3 separate regions of the Mus musculus genome follow, and all the other regions are linked to region 2. The links are chromatin contacts, found by Hi-C or POLR2A ChIA-PET in ENCODE. All regions are on one chromosome and are shown on one strand. The core of a region is the stretch at or near the end of the contact, and the rest is flanking DNA. Distances in the headings are between cores, read along the strand shown.

Evidence for each region. A loop is a pair of places that touch in the nucleus more often than their neighbours do. ChIA-PET counts read pairs that join two places held with the same protein, here RNA polymerase II (POLR2A).
Region 1: a loop to region 2 is called in a map of heart, with 2.9 times the contacts of the local background. The contact joins two enhancer-like sites. A Hi-C loop is called at or near these places in 2 of 37 maps with a recorded cell type or tissue (Patski and heart).
Region 3: a loop to region 2 is called in a map of heart, with 3 times the contacts of the local background. The contact joins two enhancer-like sites. A Hi-C loop is called at or near these places in 7 of 37 maps with a recorded cell type or tissue (Patski, heart and left cerebral cortex). POLR2A ChIA-PET finds 5 or more read pairs at or near these places in 1 of 5 experiments (embryonic stem cell).

The regions. Positions count from the first base shown.
Region 1 is chr10:20,153,765-20,158,027 of GRCm38, reverse strand. It overlaps a transcript of Map7 not described here. Among named protein-coding and RNA genes, the nearest start is that of Map7, 15 kb to the left of the region's middle. Within about 2 kb of position 2,492, at least 1 of the 3 ENCODE cell types and tissues checked has a DNase peak (open chromatin) inside an H3K27ac peak, as active enhancers do.
Region 2 is chr10:20,941,788-20,946,327 of GRCm38, reverse strand. No RefSeq gene overlaps it. Among named protein-coding and RNA genes, the nearest start is that of Ahi1, 8.5 kb to the left of the region's middle. Within about 2 kb of position 1,529, at least 1 of the 3 ENCODE cell types and tissues checked has a DNase peak (open chromatin) inside an H3K27ac peak, as active enhancers do.
Region 3 is chr10:20,408,045-20,412,610 of GRCm38, reverse strand. It overlaps Pde7b (phosphodiesterase 7B), which reads left to right. Exons shown (of 12, transcript NM_001347366.1): 10 at 2,172-2,268. Among named protein-coding and RNA genes, the nearest start is that of Mtfr2, 63 kb to the right of the region's middle. Within about 2 kb of position 3,315, at least 1 of the 3 ENCODE cell types and tissues checked has a DNase peak (open chromatin) inside an H3K27ac peak, as active enhancers do.

The sequences.
Region 1 (4,263 bases), core at 1,243-3,742, 790 kb after region 2:
TCTGATTTATAAGTAAATAATTAGCTGGGCTGTGGTGGCGCACGCCTTTAATCCCAGCACTTGGGAGGCAGAGGCAGGCAGATTTCTGAGTTCGAGGCCAACCTGGTCTACAGATTGAGTTCCAGGATAGCCAGGGCTACAAAGAAAAACCCTGTCTCGGGAAGAAAAAGAAAAAAAAAGATAAATAATTATGCATTTCAGCGCTATCCCGCATGGTTTGGAGAAAGGGGGTTCTTGCTAGAATTTTACCTTGAAATTTGAACTTACCCTAGAGTCTAGCTTCTTTCTATATTCGATGTGGTGTCAGTGACCCCATTTTACAACACAGTACAGGATGGGTCTGATACCAGAAAGCCAACTTTAAAAAGGAGGTTTGGCTGGCAATTGTTAGAAAGCCACAGAATTTTAAGGTACCTCATACGGTAATGTTCTAAACTTAGACCCAGGATTTTATTAACAATCTTGCAAAGTGCAGTTCACAGATGGCATCTACTTGCAAGTTCCCACTCTTTCCTTCGGGTTGCTGTGCCCACCTGTACTGTCTGGTTAGTTCTGCCAACCCTGGGCTTTTTCTCAGGCAACTGGCTTTTCATATTAAGCTCGCACAAAGTTTCATTTTGGCCTTTCCATACGCATATTATACTGTCTTCATTCATCTCCAGGGCTTGTCCCCCTACCCACCCCCACGTTGCTGGTTCCCCCTCCCTAAATGCCCCAGCTCAGCTGGCATGCTACTCCACAGGAATTCAATTACTCCCCACCCCCTCTAGATTTCTTTGCATTCACTCTTGATCTCCTCCCCAGACAGTTTCTTAAAATAGAATCTCCTGTAGCCAAGGCTGGCCTTGAACTTCTGACCCTCCTGCACCCATCTTCCAAGCACTAGGACTACAGGGGTACATTTTCATCACACACACTATGAAGTCTAAATTCAATATAGTACAGAAAATATACTCGTCTGAGTCCTGCTTTTTTTGGGGTGGGGGTGGGGGTGGCGGTTTCGAGACAGGGTTTCTCTGTATAGCTCTGGCTGTCTTGGAACTCACTGTGTAGACCAGATTGGCCTTGAACTCAGAGACCCGCCTGCCTGTGCCTCCCAAATGCTGGGATTAAAGGTGTTGGCCACCATGCTTCACTGGGCCACAGTGAAGTTTCTTTATCCTTTCGCCTACTGATGGACGTCTAGGCCAGTTCCGTTTCTTAGCTATTTTAAACAGTGCAGCAATCAATGTGGCTCTCATAACTAGCTCTGTGGGAGCATCCAAGAGGAGGACATGCTGAATGTAGCTGACTTTGACTTATTTTTTTAAACTTAGTTATTTTCATGTTGTCAAAAACATACATATCTGCAAATTAGCATTGAAAGTCATTATCATGGGGTGCAGCTCAGTTCAGAGCATTTGCCTAACATGCAAAAGGTCCTCCCTGTATCTGATCCCTAGTAGCTCTAGAGAAAAAAAGAAAAAGGGTTGGAGAGATGGCTCAGTGAATAAGATGTCTGTGAGTCAGTGTGGGACCCCAGTTGAATCTCCAGTATCCATCTAGAAAGCCGGTGTGAATGCAGTATGAATGGGTGCATCTATTATTCCAGAGCTGTGAGGTGGAGACAGAAGGACTGGGGGCGAGGCTTGCCTCCTTAATCAATGAGTTTCTGTCTCAGGAATAGGCATAGAGTGATGAAGCAGTCCAGCCACATTAACACGCACAGGTGTATAAACCTTACACACTCATATATATGCCCGAATTATACACGCTATACTCTCAAACATACACATAAACAAGAAATAATGAAAAAGTAAAACTTGAAGTAACACCTAATTAAAAAATCTAATTTTTCAACTAGTTCTGAATTTAAATACATATTAAAGAGAATAATCCTTAACAGGAAAAAGCAGTGAAATGTCATTTAATTTACATTGCAAACAACTAAACATTATAAGGAAAATTATAAATAGTAATTTATAATAGTAAGGCGGTAGGAGGCACATTGCTGGGGAGTAGAGCCTTAAACTGGAGAACAAGTCTCACTGCAACAAGCACGAAGACCTGGTCCCTGACAGAGATAAAGAGTTCAGCGACAGACTACAGGCACTGAGAGCATTTCACAAACTGGAGATTAACACAAAGCATTCATCTTGATAACAGAGTGAGTCCCAAGAAATGGGATCACAAGACAAGATATACAACCAGTATTCCCAGCTTGCTTTCTTTTCATTTTTCTAGATCCAGGGTCTCACTAGCTGGCCTGGTACTTACTATGTAGACTCATGGAGACCATGAGGGGAGCCCGCCCTGCAGGCCAGCATCACCACGCCAGGCTATTTACAATATTCTAATACAAAAGCTCCTTGTCAGGTCTAGGGATGAGAGTACAGATGCCCCGGAGAGGAGAGAGAAGGGCACTGGCACGGGTCCTCTGTGTGAAAGTGCGTCGGCTCACAATCTCAGAGCACAGGCTGCACAGGAAGGAAGAAAGGCCTTGGGGATAAGAGAAAAGGAGATGAAGCCAAGATGGGCGTCAGACAGACTCTAGAGCTGGGAATATAGCTGGTGATCAAGAACTTGTCTGATATGGACCTGGCCCTGAGCTCAGTTCCCAGAATCACAGAACAGCAAGCCACCAAACAGAACCCTGGGTTCTGGGCTCAACATGACCTCATTTCAGAGACTGCATTAGCATCAAGCAAAAAATATCTCACTTTGAAGCAATTACAGCTTACTTAAAAAACTTAGTGGAGTGACTAAAATGAAAACCATCAAATCAACAAAATATACAAGGGCCGAAAAGGATGCAGAACAATCTCACAGGACGCTCACAGAAAAAGGTGTACAGCCACCCTAGAAGTGGCAACGTCTTACACAATCACATTGGAGACAACAATGTAAGTATCTGCCATAAATGAAACCAGTGACGTAAAAACCAACATACGAATATTTGCAACAGTTGTTTCTCCTACCCAAACCTAGGAGTGACTGGACGTCCTTAAGTTGGGGACAGGGAAGCACTAGGTGCTAGGGCAGGGAACTACCAATGCACATCACGGTGTGCTCAGATCTCAAATACATTAGGCTGTGGGGGCGGGGGGCGGCACCCCTGCAAAGGTTACATGGTATGCTTCCACTTAAGACTCTGGGAAAAGTCAAAGCAAAGATGGAAAATAGATCAGTGGGTGGGAAATGAGCCAGAGGGAGCTCTGGAAGACAAGACTCTAAGCCCTATCGACAGTGATGGTTATACATCTATAGCTACGTTGACAGTCTACTGAAACAACACATTTAAAAAACAATTAAAAACTCCTTTACTAGCCGGGCATGCCTTAAATCCCAACACTCGGGAGGCAGAGGCAGGCAGATTTCTGAGTTCGAGGCCAGCCTGGTCTACAAAGTGAGTTCCAGGACAGCCAGGGCTATACAGAGAAACCCTGTCTCAGAAAAAACAAAACAAAACAAAACAAAAAACAAAAAAACCAAAAACAAAAAACCCACCTCTACTTATTCGAGAATTTCTAATGTATTGATTTTTTTTTTCTGGCAACTTTTATGGAACGGTCTACTGGGCTATCTCATCTTTCCAATGCTCAATCTATTAATCATTATTATAAAGGATGTGCCCCCAACTCTTGGACCAACTGAAATTCCTCTGCTAGGAGAAACCAGTGGAAACCTCAATCCAAAGTAATGGCTTTAAAATATCATTTCAGTTTTGGAATGTTTGACCTTTTTGTCCCTCTTGGGCATCTCTCACTTCTCTGACTTGGCTGTCTGTCCCTCCTCCATTTTGAATGGTTGTCTATCCTGTCTGCAGTTTTTCTTTCTGATCTTTCCTGGAGTGGCCTTCAGACCTGACCTCGTGTCTGTTCCTGCAGGTTCACCAGTTAACTATCTGGCATCACTACTGACACTTTTCCACCTTTTCTTTTACTCAGTTGTACTCACTAATATGTTCGGGTCAAGCTTAAACTAATGAACCAATTAAAAGTGGATCGCCTTGTGTCTTCTTTTTACCTGTGATCCTCTGACATCTCAGAGTCCCAAACCGGCCTCCTTTTTTTATACCCACTGACAGGCCAGTGCCTACCTAGCTCTATCCAGGGACCTCAGAGTTAAGTCTGGAGACCAAACTCTCTCTCCTTTCTTCCTCCATCTGGTCTACACAGCTGCTCTGAAAAGAAGCTCTCCTTCCAGGTTCCAGAGCAAACCGGCACCTCCCGAACTCAAGCACAGCTGTCCCAAATGGGCAGGGTAGGAGGAAAAGGACCTCCC
Region 2 (4,540 bases), core at 280-2,779:
GCGGGGGGAGGGTATAGGGGATTTTTCGGAGAACATTTGAAATGTAAATGAAGAAAATATCTAATAAAAAATTGGAAAAAGGAAAAAAAAGACTTCGTTACAATTTACTATGCATTGGTTTATTGCCCAAATGTGTTCACTAATGGTAATTCTACCAGCTTGAATTTATTTACCTTTTTATATTTTATTTTTATTTCTATTTTATGTGAAAGAATGTTGGCCTGCATGCATGTATATGTACTTTGTGTGTACCTGATTCCCCACGTATATGTACCTTGGGTGTACCAAATTCCCCTGGAGAACAGAACAAGCTGTCAGATCCCCTGGAATGGAGTTGCAGATTGCTATGAGCTGCTGTGTGGTTGCTGGGAAGTAGCTCAGGTCCTCTGCAAGAGCAAGTGCTCCTCACCACTGAGCCATCTCTCCAGCTATCATTTATTCATTTATTCATTCTGAGACAAGGGCTCAGTGAGCCCAGGCTGGCCTTGATTTTGCTGTGTTGCTGGGGATGAATTTGAATTCATCATCTTTTGGATCTACCTCCTGGGTGCAGGATTATAGGTGTGCACCACCATGCCCAGTTATGTTGTAGTACTGGCCTGAGATGCACATTGTCAAATCCTACTTGAGTCACTTACCACCTGTGTGACCTAGGTACGTTATCCTCATTGGTAAAAACTCTTAGAGAATTAATTATTGTTAGGATAAATGGTTCAATACATGTAAAGTATTAAATTATTATGACTTTGTTATCTTTGTGTTTTAATCATTTTAGTTTGTTACTCTATATGTTTAAGCAACATGTTAACTTCTTGCTTTTAATCAACAATACATATTTTCTGTCTCTCCCCTTTTCTCTTTTTTTTTTTTTTGAGATAGGTTTTCTCTGTGTAGCCTTGGCTGTCCTTGTTCTGTAGACCAGGCTGGCCTCCAACTTAGAGATCTGCTTGCCTCTGCCTCCCAAGTGCTGAGATTAAAGGTGTGTCCCATCACTGTCTGCCTTATATCTTATTTCCTGACACATGACCTTGAAAGATAAAGAAATCTGCACTTTTACGTTGATCTTCACTCTTCTTCCCTGCCACAGTCTCACTCCCAAAGTCTTCTATTGCTGATGGGCTTATTTTTATATTCTGGGAGAATTTATTAATCATGTAACAATCTGATATGTTTCATGGTAACTAAAAAATGCATAAATTCTAAGGGTCTGATCTGATCTCTCATGTTCAGTTTTTCAGCATTTTAAAGACTCCATTTCATACGGAACATCATACCAGGCAAGTCTCAGTCAGAAAACAAAAATCATATTAGTGTTTGAATAGAGAATATAGTTGTGAATTTAATAAGTAATAAGCTAAGTAGACGGTGTATCAATTACTGAAGGGGGAACCTGCAGTATGCAGGAAGAGTGGCTGCAGAAAGCCAACACTCCTAGAACAGAAGGAATAGTGCCTGAGGAAGGAACAGAGACTGAAAGAAGGAAGCCTACTTCTAGAAGGCCTGGTTGCCACAGAAACACACAGGCTGTTGCTATGACAACCGAAGGACCGTTGCATGTGAGATAAGAGAGAAATAACACTAGAATTGAAAAGCACCAGCACCTCTCTGTATCATCTTCTAAATGGGATGCTGTGTTTGGTATGGGAGTGTTACACTGAGAATTTTGCATCCATTTTCACCAGGGATATTAGCCTGTAATTTTTTCCCCTTGTAATGTCATTGTTCGGCTTTGGCATCAGAGGGACGCTGCCCTTGTTAAATGTCTGTAGAAGTGTTCTGGAGGGGGCTGGGGAGTTGGCACTGGCACCAATGAGGACTTGTGACTAAGCTTTGCTTTGGGGGTGTGGTTAATTACTGTTCCAATATTCTTATTCACTATTGACCTGTGCATTTTTAAAAAATATCTCATCATGATTCAGTGTTGTCTTAGTATGTTTATAGGAATGTATTTATTTCTTTGCAGTTATCAAATTTGGGAAATAATGCTCACAGTATCCTCTATAGATTTCTTCTTTGTATTTCTATGATGGCTTCCTTTCTGTCTACAGTTTATTTACTTGAAATTTTTTCTTTTTGTTTTAGTCTAGCTAAAGGTTTATCAACTTTGTGCTCCAAAATGCAAATTATTTTTAGTGATTTTTTTATAGTTTGTTTCATTTGTTTTTGCTCTAATCTTTGTTAGCTCTTTCCTTTTGCTAGTTTGAGGCCATAATGTACTCTTTTTCTATTAAGTTGGTGCAAAGGAAATTGAATTTTTAGACCACAAATTTTATATAATTATACCTAGGCTCAATCAAATCTTTACTAATCCAAATCAGAACCATTACAATGCACATTTCTTTCTGCCAATGTCTTTCTGTAACAAAAACCTATGCCTTGGGGTTTGGTTTACTTTTGGAAAGCACCTGCTGGCAGTGGTTTTTCTGTGAAAAGTTGTTGAGATGCTCAAAACAGTGCTAGTCTGTTGGTGAGAGGCCAGTGGCATGTAGTGGTCAGGTCAGCTGCATGTAGTGGTCATGACAGCTGCATGTAGTGGTCAGGTCACAGCATGTAATGGTCAGGTCAACTGCACGTAGTGGTCAGGTCACGGCATGTAGTGGTCAGCTTCAGGTAGTGGATAAGGCACATCTCAGAGCACAGTTACTTCAGATTTTGAAGTACCTGATTGTGCAGCTTGAGGTTAGTCATCACTCTGAAGAAGCAATGGGCCTCTCTCTTGACGGAGAGCATCTACAACTGTTGCAGGTTTCAGTATGTCTCAACAATTTGCTGAACATGCTGCTCAGATATAACTGTATCACTGGGACTCTGAAAGCTGTGGTGGATCTCACCAGAGGCAGACAATAGAATCATGACCCTGATATTTTCTTGTATAAGTTTGGCTTTGGGAACTCCTTTGGAACTCCTTTTAAACCCAACCACTAAGCTGGTCATTGGTGGTGATTGTATACAATCTGGTTTCAATCTAGTCAAGAAACAGTTCACCCTGGGGCCAGAGAGACGCTTATCAGTCAACAGAGTTTGCTCTTTTACCAGAGGACATAACTCTCCACATAGCACCCACATTAGGTGGTTCACAACATCCTGCAACTGCAGTTCCAAGGTATTTGACCTTCTCTTCTGGCTCCGTGGGTACCAGCAAACATACAGACACACAGACATACACACATGCACACACTCAAACACACACACACACACATATATACACACACATTCACACATACACACACTGGAAAAAAAAGTAATATAAAAAATGGTTCAATGTTGGATAGAATAAGAGCAAACAATAGTTTAAAACATTTAAAACATTTTTTTCTGTTAGCTCATACAACACCTACTTAGCATTTTCACATTTCCAATTTGCTTCAAATGTCTAAGGACCATTGAATGGTCCTTGTCTTAGTTATTGTTCTATTTCTGTGAGGAGAGTAAGGCACTCTTATAAAAGAAGGCACTTGAAAGTTTCAATGGGTGAGTCCACTATTACCATGACACCAAGTGTGGCAACAGACAGGCATGGTACTGGAGAAGTAGCTGAGAGCTTGCATCCAGTCTTCAAGTTGTAAAGAGAGAAACTGGGCCTGGCATGGGCTTTGGAAACCTCAAAGCCCACCCCCAGTGACATAGCCCCAACAAAAATGTCACCTTTTAATCCCCCCCAAACAGTTCCATGCCCTGAACACCAAGTATTCAGACAGGAGCCTATGGTACCATTCCCCTTTAAAACACCACATTCTACTCCCTGGCTACGACAGGTTTGTACCCTTATCATAATGAAAAATGCATTTAGTCCAACTTCAGAAGTCTCCATAGTCTTCCATAGTTCCAAGCCTGCTTAAAAATCCAAAGTCCAAAGTTTCATCTGAAACTCAAGACAATCTCTTAACTGTAATCCAAGTAAAATAAAAATAAATACAATAAGATACAAGCAGATCACAGGCTTCCCACATACAATGTCACAGAATATACATTACCATTCCAAAAGGAAGGAAATGGAGCGTACTAAGGAACATTGGACCAAAGCAGAACTGAAAACCATCAGGTGAACTCCAAATCCAGCACCTCCAAGCTGGATGTTAAATGGTTTATCAGTGGCTCCTCTCTTTCAGCTTTGTTGACTGCAACACACTTGGCTCTCTTGGGCTGGCTCCACACCCTGTCTGCGTCCATCTCTCCTTGGTCCTGGCATCTCAATGCAATCCACGCATCACTTTCAAAGCCTCACACACCGGGCTCTCCGGGCTTCCGTCTAGTGATGCCCTGTCACATGCCCAGCCTCCGCAGCTTTCCTTAGCTTTGCAGGGAGATTCCACAACCCCTTTGCTGCATCCTTGTTGACTTAAATCCAGAACCACATGGCCAAAGCTGCCAAGTTTTTCTGCTTGCTGAAGCCAGAACCTGGCCTGTCTGTGAGTTACATTTGCATACACTTTGCATTGTTATTTAGACCTAAGAAATCCCTTAGATCGGTGGTCACCAACCTTCCTAATGCTGTGACTCCCGAATACAGTTTCTTATGATAGGGTGACCCCAACCATAA
Region 3 (4,566 bases), core at 2,066-4,565, 540 kb after region 2:
CAGGCATGGTACTGGAGCAGCAGCTGAGAGCTTACATGTTGAGACAGTAACATGGCAGAGAGAGGAGGAGAGGGGGAGAGGGGAAGAGAGAACTGTGAATGATGTGGGTTTCTGAAACTCAAAGCCTGCCCCCACTAACGCACCTTCTCCAACAAGGCCACACCTCCTAATCCTTGCCAAACAGTTCCACCACTGGAAACCAAGCATTCATGTATATGGTCATATGGGGATCTACACCCCTGTATAGGTACTACTTTACAAAAAAAAAACCACACTGCTAGGAATCACACCCTGGAGGGATGGCCTTCACCAGGAATGACACAACGAGTCTAACCCTTTCTGCTTTACCCCATGGCAAGAAGCCACTTATGATGCAAAAAGAGGGATGTAGTCAACCTAAGAACAAAAATTTGGCCCAGTGTCCAAGTGAGAGCCTTCTTCATGTTTTCTCTCATCATCCTGGTCCCTTTGGCACAGATGACTGCATGCCCAGGGATGGACCCGGAACTTATCTAGACAGACCAACGTTAACCAGATTCTGAACCATAGTCATTTTGTTCCAGGCCTTTACATTGTAGCTACCCAAAGAGCTCAATCATGCAGGAACTACTCAACTTGCAGGTGTAGAACTATACTCATCCCCTTCTTTCTAAACCAGGATTCTAAATACTTAAAGCTTAGTACCTAAGTGCTTAAAGCTTAGTACCTGAATGCTCAAGGATGAGCCAGATGTTGACTTAAATGGCTCAGAGCAACTTGTAACTGAAATATTTAACCCTGCATTTCAAAAGAAACCCTTGCTAACTCAAAGGAATCTTTAAAAAATCCCCAAAAGGACTTCTGCCCCTTACCTAGCCAACACATGTGCTGGTGCCCCTTCTAACCAAAGAGTAAACAAGTAGATTTATATGCTAGTGCCATCTAAGGCTCTCCTAGACCCCAACACTCCTGGCTACTCTGTGGTCTAAAGAAGTATGTCAGAGCAATAAACACTGCTAGTGGGCAGGTCTCCAGGCTGCCGTGTCTTAGTAGTTGTTGGTCAAAAAGGAGAACCTTCTTATATGGGAATTCAAGAGAACTCTCCGAGAATCATCACTACTAACAAAACCAAACAGACACCCCAGATCCAGAGCAATATCTAGCAACCCAAGACGGAAACACAAGATTGCCAGGTTTAATATGACTTAGTAGTATCTTGGCTGGCAGTCTAAGCATGTTTATACTACACAGACATGTACATGCAAACACACTTTAAGACATACACAGAGAGTGTCAACATGAGAGTATCTTCCATCTGAGACTGAACTGACAACCAGGGAGGCTGCATGGATCTAACCTAGGTCCTCTGTAGATTCGTTATAGTTGTATAGCTTGGTGTTTTTATGGGACTCCTAACAGAGGGAGTGGGGGGCTGTCTCTGACAGTTTTGCCTGCTTTGGGGACCCTTTTCCTCCTACTGGGTTGCCTAGTCCAGCCTTAATATAAGGGAGGTGCCTAGTCTTATTGAAATTTGATATGCCATGTTTGGTTGATATCTCTGGAAGGCCTGCCCTTTTCTGAAAGGAAATGGAAGAGGAGTGGATGTGGATGTGGAAGGGAGAGGTGGGGGAGATGGAGGTGGCAGGGGGAGGGAGGGAGGGAGGGAGGGAGGGAGGGAGGGAGGGAGGGAGGGAGGGGAAACTACCACCAGGATTTAATGTATGAATAGTTTAATAAATTATTATTGTTTTATTATAATTATATAAAATTAATATAATTTAATAAATAGAATAATTTTAAAATTCAATGGAAAAAATAAGAACAGTGACTTTCAGTGATCATATTTGAGTCTGGCCAGATCCCTGCAACAACCTGTCTCAGAGGGATAGAATAACATAAGGAGCCAGACCAGGGCTTTCATTGGCTTGCCCACCTGAGTCCTCTCCAGTGCCCTCGAATGGTGACTGTTCTCTTCTCATTGTTATAACGTGGGGGGTTCTGAATGAAGGGCTTTGTGCAGTTGTGAATAACAGTTGTCTCCTGAAGAAGCATGTCCGGGAAGTCCTCTGTAAACATGGGCTTGGTACCTGAGACAGACTGACGGACCTTGCAGCACCTTTGGCTTGGGTACATTTGCAAATGAAAGAACATTCTCTCTGACCGCCCTGTCTCTGTGCCCTGTCCATTCTCAGATCGCCTTGAAGTGTGCTGACATTTGCAATCCTTGTCGTATCTGGGAGATGAGCAAGCAGTGGAGTGAAAGGGTCTGTGAGGAATTCTACAGACAAGGTTGGTAGAACCCACAGCCAAGGCTTCCTCTCCCTGCCTCCTTTTGGACAGTTCTCCCAATAAAACAGGAGCGGCTAACATCAATCCTTTCATCTACTCTAATTATCCTAGCCTTCTCCTTTAAGTTTCTTGTGACTCATCCAACCCTTTCATGGGGAAGAAAGATTTAAATAAATATAATAAATATCACAGACTTATTATGGAAACAGGTAATAACAACACAACACAATGAATCAAAGCAAGATGCACATACACATACAGACACAGACAGCCATATATGTGTGTATATGTATATATATTCACATATTTGCAGAGACACATACAAACAGCCGTGTGTGTGTGTGTGTGTGTGTGTGTGTGTGTGTGTGTGTGTGTGTCCTGTGACTGTAACAGTATGGCAGACAAGTTTGATTTTTGCCCTGACCTTCATTTGAATGAGCTGAGCACAGCCTGAAGGCTAAGCATTGTTTTTAAGTCAATGTCTTCCATTCTGAGAGAATAATTCAGAGCCTTTTGTATGCCTTTTTCTCTGGTTCTTAAAACTTCCAATGATACAGGTCAAAGTTAGCCAAGAACTAACAAGAGTTTACAAGAGTTAGACCATTTGAATTCAGTTTCAACAATAACACATGTGGGTTTTACTGTGGAATGCTGAATGGCCCTAAGGTAGACCATAATTTTTTTTCAAAGGTTACCTTCCTTCATAAGGAAGGCAATAAATCGGCAAGCAGAATCTTGATGCTGGGTGGGAAGTAGGCCTTTACACACAGGCTTGATTCTTCAGGCTGGGTTTCAACATTCACAATGTTTGCTCGGGCACCAGCAGGGCCCTCGTGCTAGTGACAGCATCAGGTTTAAGAGTCTGGGAACAAATAAAGCTCGAAGTGTCCCACATACCAGCTCTGTGAGGAGGTCAGACAGCAACAGTGAGCCTTTTGGAAAAATGTCCACTGAAAGATGTGTCAGTGACATCTCGGTGGTTCCAATGACAGACGACAGAGTAGGGCTGGGTTCACACAAGGCCAGAGACTCTGCTCACTGTCACAGTCTGGGAGTAAAAGCGCTCACGTGACGTCTGTGCCTCTGGAATTTCATGTGCAGTCAACATGAGTCATGAGAAGTTAGAATCGCAGTTCTCGTTGGCCAAGACATAAAGTCTCCACTGAGAACAAAAGTAAGCATGGTGAAGTTGGCGCAGAGAGGGTTTAAAGTTAGGCTGAGTGCTTGCTTCCCGGTGTGATACATAAACTATTGAAATAGCAGCAGGAGAGAAGGCTAGGACTACAGTATTGAAGATCAAGATTCTCCTCTGGCCCACTTGCCTCTGATCCCATCATGGGCTATGATTGCTGTCCATTGTGGTTTAAAGCTTTGATCTGCCCATCGGACACTTAATTCAGACTCTAGGCGACTTGGGGACAGTGGTTGCACCACTTGGGCAGACACAGAGTTCAGGAATCAAAGTTACTAACTACAAGGAATCGATGGCATCGGGCAATCAGGTTACTATGTTTCTTTGCAAAAACCTGCCCTAATGAGATGCAGCACAGTTACGTAGAAAGACCGGGAATGTTTGCCACCACGGTCACTAGGGAAGAGCTTTCACCTACACTGCAGATCTCCCAGCAGACCAAGGAACCAAGGAACTGACTTGTTCCCTTTCAGTTAAGGGCCCTGCAGTCCAGACATCCCGTCTGCTTTGAGAAGAACAGACTCTGCTCATCGGAACTATCTTTTTCCCCTAGTGGATGTCTTTTAACTCTATAGGAATGACTCCTGTCATCTTGATGAGCCCCATCTGGCTTTTGCTTGTGGATCTGGACTCAAATGCCAGCTCATCTCCCCAGCAGCCAGGCTTCTTTCAACAGTTCTTAGTTGTCGCTGCTGCTGCTGCTGCTGCTGCTGCTGCTGTGAGACAAGGCCTTGATATTTAGGAGAGGCTGGTCTCAAACTTACACTCCTGCCTCAGATCCTAGGATGTGAGGGCCACTATGCCCAGTTAGGACAAACATGACAGATATCATGCATCACATTAAACAAACAAAAAATATCCTTTAAGTTGAGGTTTCAGGTACAGGGTTGGGTGGAGAAAAATGGCAGCTTATGAATTAGGAAAACTGTGAGGTCAGGTATTCCTCCCCTCCAGTCCTCAACGCTTTAAAAAGGTTCTTTGTAAATATGGGTTGATATGTCCACAAGTAACCTAGTTTTCCAGAAGTTTTTATTAAACATCCACTCTATCTTTGTCTAATCCTCAGTAAAATGTATTTTTATATGAATAACTCTGCATGGTATGTT